2 separate regions of the Homo sapiens genome follow, and region 2 is linked to region 1. A link is a loop called in an ENCODE intact Hi-C map of the cell type or tissue named here. Cell type or tissue: ovary. All regions are shown on one strand. Each heading gives the region's core, and the rest is flanking DNA. Links, peaks and the distances in the headings are about the cores only. Region 1 overlaps EFCAB6 (EF-hand calcium binding domain 6). Region 2 overlaps LINC01639 (long intergenic non-protein coding RNA 1639).

Region 1 (5,374 bases), core at 50-5,049:
AATGTGATAAACCATATTATTAATCAAGGAAAAAAAACACATAATAATCTCACTAAGTGCAGAAAAAGCATTTCATAAAATCCTACATCCTTTAATGATTCAAAAAATAAACATTCAACAAATTAGGAATGGAAGGGAACTTCCTTGACTTAATAAAGGACATCCAAAAAACACTCACAGGTAATGTCATATTTAATGGTGAATGACCAAAAGTTTTCTCCGTAAGATCAAAAAGAAGACAAGAATGCCTGTTCTCACTACTTCTATTAAACATTATACTGAAGGTTCTAGCCAGAGCAGTTAGGCAAGAAAAATAAATTAAAGGTATCCATATTGGAGACTAAGATGAAAAACTACCTCTATTTGCAAATGACATTGTTGTATATATAGAAAATCCTAAGGAATACAGGCAGACAGACAGATACACACATATGCACACACACACACACACACACACACACACACAATTAGAACTAATAAACAAGTTCAATAAGGTTGTAGGATACAAGATCAATATACAAAACTCAGTTATATCTCTATATACCTACAATGAACAATCTGAAAATAAAATTAAGGAAACAATTCTATTTACAATATCATCAAAAAGATAAAATACTTAGAAATAAATTAAACAAAAAGTACAATATTTGTGCACTAAAAACTACACAATATTGTTGAAAGTAGACCTGAATAAATGGAAAAATATCCCATGTTCATGGATAAGATGGCAATACTCTCCAAACTGATCTATAGCTTCAACCCAATGTTTATCAAAATCCCAACTGCCTTTCTTGAAGAAATTGACAAGTTGGTATTGAAATTCATATACAAATGCAAGGGACCCAGAATAGCCAAAATGATCATGAAAAATAAAAATAAGATCATGAAAAATAAAAATAAAGTTGGAGGATTTATACTTCCCGATTTCAAAACTTAATAGAAAGCAACAGTGATCAAGACAGTGTGGTTCTGGCATAAGTATGCACATATAGATCAATGGAATAGAATTGAGAGACCAGAAATAAACTTTTACATTTATCATTAATTGATACTTGTCAAGGGTACCAAGACCATTCAATGGGAACAAAAAGTAGTCTTTTCAACGAACAGCGCCAAAGAGTGAAGTTGGCCCCCTAGCTCACACCATATACAAAAATTAACTCAAAATAGATCAAAGCCCTAAATATAAGAACTAAAACTACAGAATTCCTAGAAGAAAGCATAGGTATAAATCTTTGTGACTTTGGATTAGACAATGATATCTTAGATATGATACCAAAAACACAGGCAACTAAAGAAGAAGTAGATTAATTGGACTTCATCAAACTTTAAAACTTTTGTGCTTCAAAGGATACTGTCAAGAAAGCACTAAGATACCCCACAGAATGGAATAAATTATTTGCCAATCATATATCTGATAAGGATTTAGTATGCAGAATATATTAGGAACTCTTACAGCTCAATAATAAGGGACAAATAACCCAATAGAAAAATGGGCTAGGGATTTGAATAGACATTTCTTCAAAGAAAATATACAAATGACCAGTAAGTACATGGAAAGCTACTCAACATCACTAGTTATAGAAAAATGCAGATCAAAACCACAGTGAGATACCACTTTACATTCATTAGCAAGGCTATAATAAAACAAACAAAGAATAACAAGTATTGGCAAGATTATAGAGATATTGGAATTCTCATATTACTGGTGAGAATGTAAAATGGTACAGATGCTTTGGAATAGAATTTGAGAATTTCTCAAAAAGTTAAACATAGAGTTGCCATACGGCCAAGCAATTTCACTCCCAGGTATATACCCAAGGGAACTGAAAACATACATCCATCAAAAAAAAGTTGTACTTAAATATTCATAGCAGCATTATTCACAATAGACAAGAAGTGGAAACAACCCAAACTTCCATCAGTGGGTGAGTGGATAAACAAAAAGTGGTAGATCTGTTCAGTGGACTATTATTCAGCCCTAAAAAGGAATGAAGTCCAGATTCATGCAGTAACATGGATCAACCTTGAAAACATTATGCTAAGGCAAACCCCCAAAACCACATACTGTATCATTCCATTTATATAAAATGTCCATAACAGGCAAATCTAGAGACAGAAAGTAGGTTAGTGGGTGGCAGGGAAGGGGAAGCAGGGGCTAAAAAAAAGAAAATAGATTGGCAGTTGCCAGGAACTGGAAGAAGGGAGGAATGGGACTGCTGATGGATACAGAGTTTCTTTTAGAGGTGACAAAAATGTTCTGGGATTAGATAATGGTGATAGTTGCACAACTTTGTAAATATACTAAAAGAACACTGAATTATACACTTTGAAAGGATGTGAATTTTATGGTATATGAATTATATCACAATTAGAAAAAAGGAGGAAGAGAAGGAGAAGGTGGAGGAGGAAGGGGAAGACAGAGATGCAGCAGCAGCACTGGGTGAGCCAAGGGAGACGTTGCTTCCGTGGGCACCTTTGGCAAAGGTAGTTCCCTTTCAATAATTTCTAAGGCAATATGTTTACTTGACAGTTATTTAGATTATGATTTAAAGACCTTAGGGGAAGCAGGGCAAAAGCAAGACATCCAGATGTATCCCAGTGAGTCACAGCGGTGTCCTGCTTACCATCAGCCAGGCTCACGCCCCCACTGTCAGAGCTAACTTGGCTGTGCTCCTACTGCAGCAGACCTAATGCTCAGCGGTCACGACACTGTTACATGCCTTCGTGATTTTTAATTCGTAGATACTGCCAGTCTGTGGCAATGAGGAGTTTGGCTTATTAGTGTTTCAGAAAATAAGGGGAATTTTAGTCTGACTCATTCCTTTTTGGCTACTCTCAACGTAAGAGTGAATTAAGGAGGCCAAGCTCCAGTTCTACAAGGAAGTTTACAGCATAATTGTCTGAGGCTCCTAAGTTGGCTAACCTTCACACACACACACACACACACACACACACACACACAAAAGTCTTCCTACCAGGTTCCATGTATTAAATGCAAGTGTAAAATTATTAAATATTCAAAAATAGATGGATGTGGATGGCACTATACGAGTATACAGAATCAGACTAGATGATGCTTCTGAAGTCCTCAATTTGAAGAATCACAAAGTTTACAGGGTTGAAGAAATGAATAAGAATTTTTTTTAATGTGCAAGAAATCCACATTGGCTAGTACTTTGCTTTCCCTCTCTGGGCAGGCACCGACTCTGCCTTGCACTGTACAGTCTAGAGACCTGTCTTATTTGCCACAGTCAGGTGGCAGGTCCTGTACGTAAGAACCACCTCATGGCTTATACCATAAGAGCCCTAGAGCCTCAGCAATCCCACACACATCCTTCTTGGGCTGGATTAATTTAACTGAATTGAATCTTTACAGAGGTAAACTTCCAGAATTATACCGAAAAACAAAGCTTGGTTTGTGTTCACACAGTCAACACATATTTACTCAGTTCCTTTCTAGGAGTCTGGAGATCAATGAACAAAATATGTAAACTCCTGGACCTTGTGGATCTTATACTGTAGAAATGGAAGGCAGGCAATAAACAAATTAATCATACAAGTGAATCAGATCTACGGAGACCAGTGGAGCAGAGAAGAATAGAAGACATTAAGCAAAGATCTAAAGGAGACCAAGAGGGGAACCATGCAGTTAGGAAGACAAGGAAGAAACAGGCGGCCAGATGAAGGACAGCCTTGCAGGCCAGTGTGAGGCTTGGCTCTTATTGTGATACCTGACATGTGAAACCTCTAGGGGGTTAGTGCAGAGGAGATGATCTGGCCTCTGGGTTAAAGGAATATCTCTGGCTGTATGTCACGAATAGGCTTACAGGTGCAAGGGAGGAAATGAAGACAGAAGTCTTCTGCAATAATCCGTGCAAGAGAAGACAGCGGCTCAGACCATGTGGTTTTTGTAAAAGTATTGAGAAGTGATCAGATTCCAGCCACATTCTGAAGGAGGAGTCCATCATACTCTGGTAGATTTGATTCAGCATGCAAAAGAAAGGTTGGGTGGAATGACCATTACCTGAGATGGGAAAGACTGCAGGTAGAACAGGTTTACAGAAGATCAACACTTCCATTTTGGACATTCAAGTTTAAGATGCCTGTTGGGTATCCAAGTAGATATACTGAATAGGTCACTGAATACATGAGTTTGAGTTCAAGGGACAGATTGGGGCTGAAGATAAAAGTTTGAGAATCCCAGCACTTTGGGAGGCCAGGGTGGGCAGATTGCTCGAGCTCAAGAGTTCAAGACCAGCCTGGGCGATATGGCAAAACCCTGTCACTACAAAAATACAAAAATGAGCCAGGTGTGGTGGTGCACACCTATAGTCCCAGCTACGCAGGAGGCTGAGGTGGGAGGATCGCTTAAACCCGGCAGGTGGAGGTTGCAGTGAGCGGAGACCACACCACTGCACTTCAGCCTGGGTGATAGAAGTGAGACTGCCTCAAAAAAAAAAAAAAAGTTTCGGAATTGCCAACATATCATGTATATAAAGGCATGATATGAGATAGTCCCATCAAGAAAGTAGGTGCAAAAAAAGAAAAGGTCAAAGGGCTGAGCCTTGGGGTCCTCCAACGTTCACCGTTGAAGGAGATGAAGAAGAACCAGCAAAGGAGACTGAGAAAGACCAGAGGCCACAGTCCTAGAAACCATGAGAAGAATAAGTTCTAAGGAGGAGGGTTGATGGTGAGTGTCAAATGCCACCGTAATAAGGGCTTCGGTTTGAGTGAGCCCTAAGGCACCACCGAGGACCCTGATAGTAACAATGTTGGGGGAATGGTGGGGGAAAACCTGTCTAAGTGAGTTCCTGAACAATTCAGAGGAGAACGAGTGACAGTAAATAGAGACAGCAGTTTCAAAGAACTCTGCTGTAATGGGGAGAAACAGTAGAGCTGAGAGACAGTGTGATGACTGGTCTCAGGAGACATTTCTTCAAGATGGGAGAATCAGCAGCATGTCTGAACACTCATGACGGCAACCTAGTAGCAGGGCAAAGAGAAACGCAGCAGGAGAGAAAGAAGAGCCTCGCTGGTTCCCACGGTTGGCCAATGGAGATGGGATCCCATGGACAAGTAGCAGGATGAGCCTTCATGGTGACAAAAGAGAAGCTGGAGAATGTGGATTCAGGTGTGGTGATGGGAGCCTGTGGCAGCTCCCTTCTGATTCTGCTTTCTCCTTGAACTAGGAAGTCAGGTCATCAGCAGCGAGTGAGGCTGGAAGAAGTGAGGCTCAGGATTGAGATCACAGGACACAGAATGAAACACTGTCTAGAAGAGAAGGCAAGTCGGGGAGTGGGAGAGGTGAAGTGACAGCCAGGGAACTGTAAGAGCCATCTGAGGTTCATGGACACGAACCTGTGGTTGTGTG
Region 2 (5,374 bases), core at 68-5,067, 380 kb before region 1:
CTGTGGACACACAGTGGGAGGTATAGAGTTTGAGTAGTTTCTGCACTGCCCCTGCCTGGGCTTTTTCTTTTGCTAGTGGCACTAGAACTGGGTGCCACTCCAGCCCTACCAGAGACTCAAGGTGTGACCTTGGGTAAGTCCATTCTTCCAGCCCAATTTTGTCATCTGTAAACTGGAGATAATACTGCCATCTTTCCTGGTGGTTATGAGGATTAAATGCATAATTTGTGCAGAGTGACCAGCTCAAGGGGGATGCTCAAACATAGCAGCTTTGATCTCTGTGAGTGGTTTGCAGGGTCAGGGTGGTCAGGGGAGTATAGGGATGGGAGTCAGGAGGGAGGCTGAGCGCTGTCCCCTTGGGTGATGGCCTGGGGACTGCACATGCACACATACCTTTCTCCTCCCCTCTGCTGCCTGCAGAGTGGTGTCAGGGAGTGGAAGTATGTGGAGGTTGGGGTCATGCAGATCTGGGCAGGGTTGCAATGCACCCTTGGCCAAGTCATTCAGTGCCTCTGACCTCACTTGACTCATTGGCAAAATAGATTCTTTCCTGATGAATTAGATAGTAAAGTTTATCAGCAGCCTCTGCAGCCTCAGGTAATAGGCATTAACAATCCTGGACAGAAAACATAAAAGTTTCTTTTTAGTCTTGCCCTCACACCTTGACCTCCTCTTCAGGAGCCATTTATCCTTTCCTGGAATCTGAGGAGAGAATATTTCCTCTCCTACACTTCCTTCTTCTTCAGCATGGGTCTCAGTTTTCCTATTTGTACAGTGGAGGAATAGAGTGGGGTTGGAGAAGGGCACTGAGGTCCCCACCAGGTCTAACTTTATTCTTTTTTTTTTTTTTTTGAGACAGAGTCTCACTCTGTTGCCCAGGCTGGAGTGCAGTGGTATGATCTCAGCTCACTGTAACCTCTGCCTCCTGGGTTCAAGTGATTCTCGTGCCTCAGCCTCCTGAGTAGCTGGGATTACAAGTGCCCGCCACCACACGTGGCTAATTTTTGTATTTTTAGTAGAGACAGGGTTTCACCATGTTGGCCAGGCTGGTCTTGAACTCTTGACCTCAGGTGATCCACCCGCCTCAGTCTTCCAAAGTGCTGAGATCACAGGCTTGGGCCACTGGACCTTAATTCAACTACGCTGTTAGAAAATAGCTGGAAACATTTGGAGTAGGGTGTGAATGACTGCCATGGCAGACACATGACACTGCCTAGCTGGGTTCTGTGTCATCCACACCCTGCTAAGAGCTGCATTTGGCCTGAGCTGGTCTGGCTTCCTCACCTTGAGGGGAAAGAGAGACTGGGGCTCATCCAGAGAAGGGCAGGGGTGTGCAGCCAGGTTAGCCAAGACAGCTGCAGGGCAGGCTGTGGAGCCTGGGGAGGAAGAGGCTCAGGGAGTTCCACTGATGGCCCCAAGGCTCCCTGGGGAACCCAGGAGGGAGCTGAGGGTGCTGTGCAGTCCTGGAGGTGGAGTGAGAAGCAAAGGGAGAAGTTCCAAGCTCAACAGAAGAAAAAACTTCTCACAGGTAGATGTTCCCAAAGGTAGAACAGGTCCCAGGCAGGGGAAAAGCAGTGGGCAAAGGGAGCAGGTGGACCTTGCAGGAATGCAGGGGAGAGGCCTATTTTCTGAGGAGGGCAGCAGGGGGCAGCTGCAAAGTTTGTCTGGTGCTATTTCCCCAGCACTGCTCCTTCTCCCCAGCTCTACTGTCCCTTCCCCACCTCTTCTGTCCCTCCCCCACCTCTACTGTCCCTCCCCAGCTCTCCTGTCCCTCCTCCAGTCCTACTGTCCCTCCCCCAGCTCTACTGTCCCTCCTCCACCTCTTCTGTCCCTCCCCCAGCTCTCCTGTCCCTCCCCAGCTTCTGTCCCTCCCCCACCTCTACTGTCCCTCCCCCAGCTCTCCTGTCCCTCCCCAGCTTCTCTGTCCCTCCCCTACCTCTACTGTCCTTCCCCAGCTCTCCTGACCCTCCCCCCGGCTCCACTGTACCTCCCCAGCTCTCCTGACCCTCCCCACCTCAATTATCCCTTCCCTAGCTCTCCTGTTCTTCCCCAGCTCCTCTGTGCCTCCCCCAGCTCTGTGATCTCTCCCAAGTTCTCCTGCATTGTCTCCTTGGGAAAGTGCCTCTCACCATTGGATAATGGCTTCCGTTTTAGGGTGCTTTCCCAGGATCCTCTGTCTGATGCATCCTGGTGCATGCTGTGTTGACTGAGTGTCTTCTGGGTAGTAGGAATGGAGATGCAGGTCCCATAGTGCATAGCATGGGACCTGTTGTGGTTGGGGAGGCTGGGGCAGGCACCTGCTGGCTGTCCTGGGGACCACCGCTGATTGGTACTTGCTGGAATCAGAGCTGGCACTAGGCAGTTCACGGTCCTGATTCCATGCCATTGGCACAACCTTGCAGGGCAGTGTCTTTTCCTTCATGTTACAGGTGAGGCAGCAGGCCGGCACCCTGCCCACAACCACATAGAGGGCCCAGGCTTGTCTGACGCCTCAGGCTGTGCTCTCTCCAGCTCACTGCGGTGCCTCTCCCAGGTGAGGGATACTGGGAGTGGGACTTCTGGCAGGAGAGGAATGGGGTGGGGCTCTGGGTGGTGCTGGTTTGGGCTCTCAGAAGGCGCCTGCATGGCGGGAAGCCTCAGCTGTGTGCTGCTGGACCTCAGGCCCATCCAGCTGCCTCCTTCGCTCTTGATTCCACCCAAGGTTCACAGGCCCAGACCCTACCACTGGCCGTGGGCCAAGGTCGAGGACAGAGCAGCCACAGCCTATGGTGGGCCAGGAGGGGGAGGTTGCCTGGGTGAGCATATCTTTGGCAGGACAGGCAGGACCCCCTCCCCAAACAGGATGCTGGGCAGGGTGAGCCGGGAGCTCAGTGAGGCCTGAGGGTGGGGAGGGCCGGAGGGACTGCAGGCGGATTCGGGAGCAGGTGGACAGGACCTGGGTACTGCCCGATGCAGGAGTAAGGGACAGGGGACAGGGCATGGGGATGCACAGATTTTGGTTCTCACTGCCCTGGAAGAAGCTGCCCGCTCTGAGCTGCTGCCTCCTGCCTTCATCTTCCAGCCCTCTGCACCCCCGAACATTCGCTGCAGGGTCTGCTTGGTCCTGGCCAGGACACTCGTGCCAAGACTCAGGCCCATGTCCCGAGCCCTTTCTTATCCGAGCCACCCATGGACCTGTCTGGTGTGGGTGAGGGTGGTGTTTGGGGCTGGGGGTGGGCAGAGATCTGGGTCTGGGCTTTCATGGCTGGAGCCAGGACCTCCCTCACTCATCCCTTTCCTGGGTCCCAGGAGCAAACCCTGTTTGGCTCCTTCTTTCCCCACATTTGACTCTGGCACCACTGTTGACCTGGCTCTGGGGTCAGACTACTGGACTTGAACCCAGGGTTCCTGCTGCTGGCCCCCACACCTGGGCCTTCTGTGGGTGGCATGGGCAAATGAGCCTGCGGTAGGGGCAGCTCTGGAGATGTCAATCCCAGAGAGAAGAGGACACAGGGGACCTGCCATGAGCTGGTGAGCTCACCCAAACTCCCACGGTAGGGAAAAATGTCCCCAGTGATAAGGGCCTGGTTTTCAGAGCCTGATGCCCCAGGCTCTGCAACTTACTCTCTGGGTGGGGATACTGAGCTCGGGGATGTTAGACAAATCAGAAGCTCAGCTGGAGGGGGTGACTGGAAGCCTGTGGACCTCATAGTGTCCCAGTTCATGCCACCGTTGCCACCACTCCACAGTGAACAGGTTGGGTGGTCATGAGGATTGAATGAGGAGCCCAGCACAGCCCCTAGGCTGAGCAAATGCTTAGCAAGGGTCAGCTGGTGTTGTGGAGACTGCGATGCCACAAGCCATGTAGCTCTGGCCTTTCTGCCTCGGGGGGACCCCTCCTCGCTATCCCTCTGTCCCCGCCCCACACTCTGTCCCTTGGATTGCTGCCTCTGCTTTGCACTTGGCTTTCAGTCTTCCGCCTCTGCCCACTGCCTGAGGGATCTCCCCAGGGCGGGTCCTGGCCCCGACCACTTTCCCTGGTGTTCTTCTCTGTGGCCACTGACAGTGCAGCGAAGAGGGGCCGCCTCTGCCTCCCAGGCACTCTCTGAGCAAGCCTCCCCTTTGGTTCCTGCCTCTAGGCCTTTGCTTCTGCTCCCTCTGCCCGTTATGCCCTCTCTGCCCTTGTCAAGGGCACTCTCCAAGCTCCTCTCCTCTCTGCTTTCCAGGAGGGACGGGAGGCCCCACTGTGCTCCTCAGCCCGTGTGCCCCTCGGCCTGGCAGGGCATGGTCATTGTGTTCTCAAGCCTCACAGCCTCTGGACCTCTTGCTCAAGGGCAGGGCTGGGCCCAAATGCCTCTGAGTCTCTGGCTTTGCTTGGCCCAGAGGAGGAGGCAGAGACAACTGCAGAGGTGGGCTGAGTCTGAACCACCTCCTGGCTTGCCCCATGCTGTGCCCATTTTTCAGAAAAGGAAACTGAGGCCCTGAGTGTTGAAGTGTGGTGTCCAAGGGTACACAGGCAGCATAGGACCGGAAGACCTGGGCCAGGCCCGGCATCACATAGTCCCACTTTTCTTTTTTCTTTTTTTTTAGATGGAGTCTTGTTCTTGTCACCTGGGCTGGAGTGCGATGGCACGATCTCGGCTCACTTCAACCTCTGCCTCCCGGGTTCAAGCGATTCTCCTCTCTCAGCCTCCTGAGTAGCTGGGACTACAGGCATGCACAACCATGCCCAGCTAATTTTTGTATTTTTAGTAGATACGGGGTTTCACCATGTTGGTCGGGCTGGTCTCAAACTCCTGATCTCAGACGATCCACCCATCTCGGCCTCCCAAAGTGCTGGGATTACAGGCATGAGCCACCAAGCCCAGCCACATGTTCCCACTTTTTGTTGCTACCCAGGAAGTCAGAGAGGTGGCAGCCAGGGAAGGATCAGAGAAGGCCTTGAGGCAGGGCTGGGCATGGCCAGGACCCTGGACAGCTCAGAAGAGCCCATCTGCCCGTAGCAGTGCTGGGATGGTAGCTGAGATGTGCTGGGGGCCTCAGCAGGGTTTGAAGGAGTTGGTCTGGCACCAGGTGGGGGGCAGGGGAGCTGGGTGGAGGGAAGAGCGGGTGTCTTAGAGTCTGAAGATGGGCCTTGTTATCTCAACTTTATACCAGCTGGGCAGGTCTCGAAACCTCTTGGAGCCTCGGTTTTTTCATCTATAAAATGGGATTTCTAGTCTCCCTTCACAGGGAGGGCTGCCCCTCACTGAGGTCCCAACCAGGCTGTTGTGAGAAATAAACCAGCTAGAAGCCATCTGGAGAAGTTCTCTCAAACAGCAAAGGGCTCAGAGGCAGCATGTGAGGGGCCAAGAGCCATAGGTACCGTGAGCTCAGGCCACCCACAGGGGAGGCT

Evidence for each region. Peaks named below come from ENCODE experiments on the same cell type or tissue, not always from the same donor. Only the 100,000 strongest peaks of a DNase experiment are listed, where the experiment ranks them.
Region 2: it touches region 1 in a loop (2.3-fold over the local background); 4 of 110 quality-filtered maps call a loop at or near these places.

Annotation. Positions count from the first base shown.
Region 1 is chr22:43,786,919-43,792,292 of GRCh38, forward strand. The region is part of intron 2 of EFCAB6 (EF-hand calcium binding domain 6); the gene reads right to left. Among named protein-coding and RNA genes, the nearest start is that of EFCAB6, 23 kb to the right of the region's middle. In ovary, for the core only: no CTCF peak of the experiment used is centred there; a DNase peak (open chromatin) is centred at 2,653.
Region 2 is chr22:43,402,350-43,407,723 of GRCh38, forward strand. LINC01639 (long intergenic non-protein coding RNA 1639) reads left to right here. Exons shown (of 4, transcript NR_146918.1): 3 at 2,430-2,533. Among named protein-coding and RNA genes, the nearest start is that of LINC01639, 4.7 kb to the left of the region's middle. In ovary, for the core only: no CTCF peak of the experiment used is centred there; no DNase peak of the experiment used is centred there.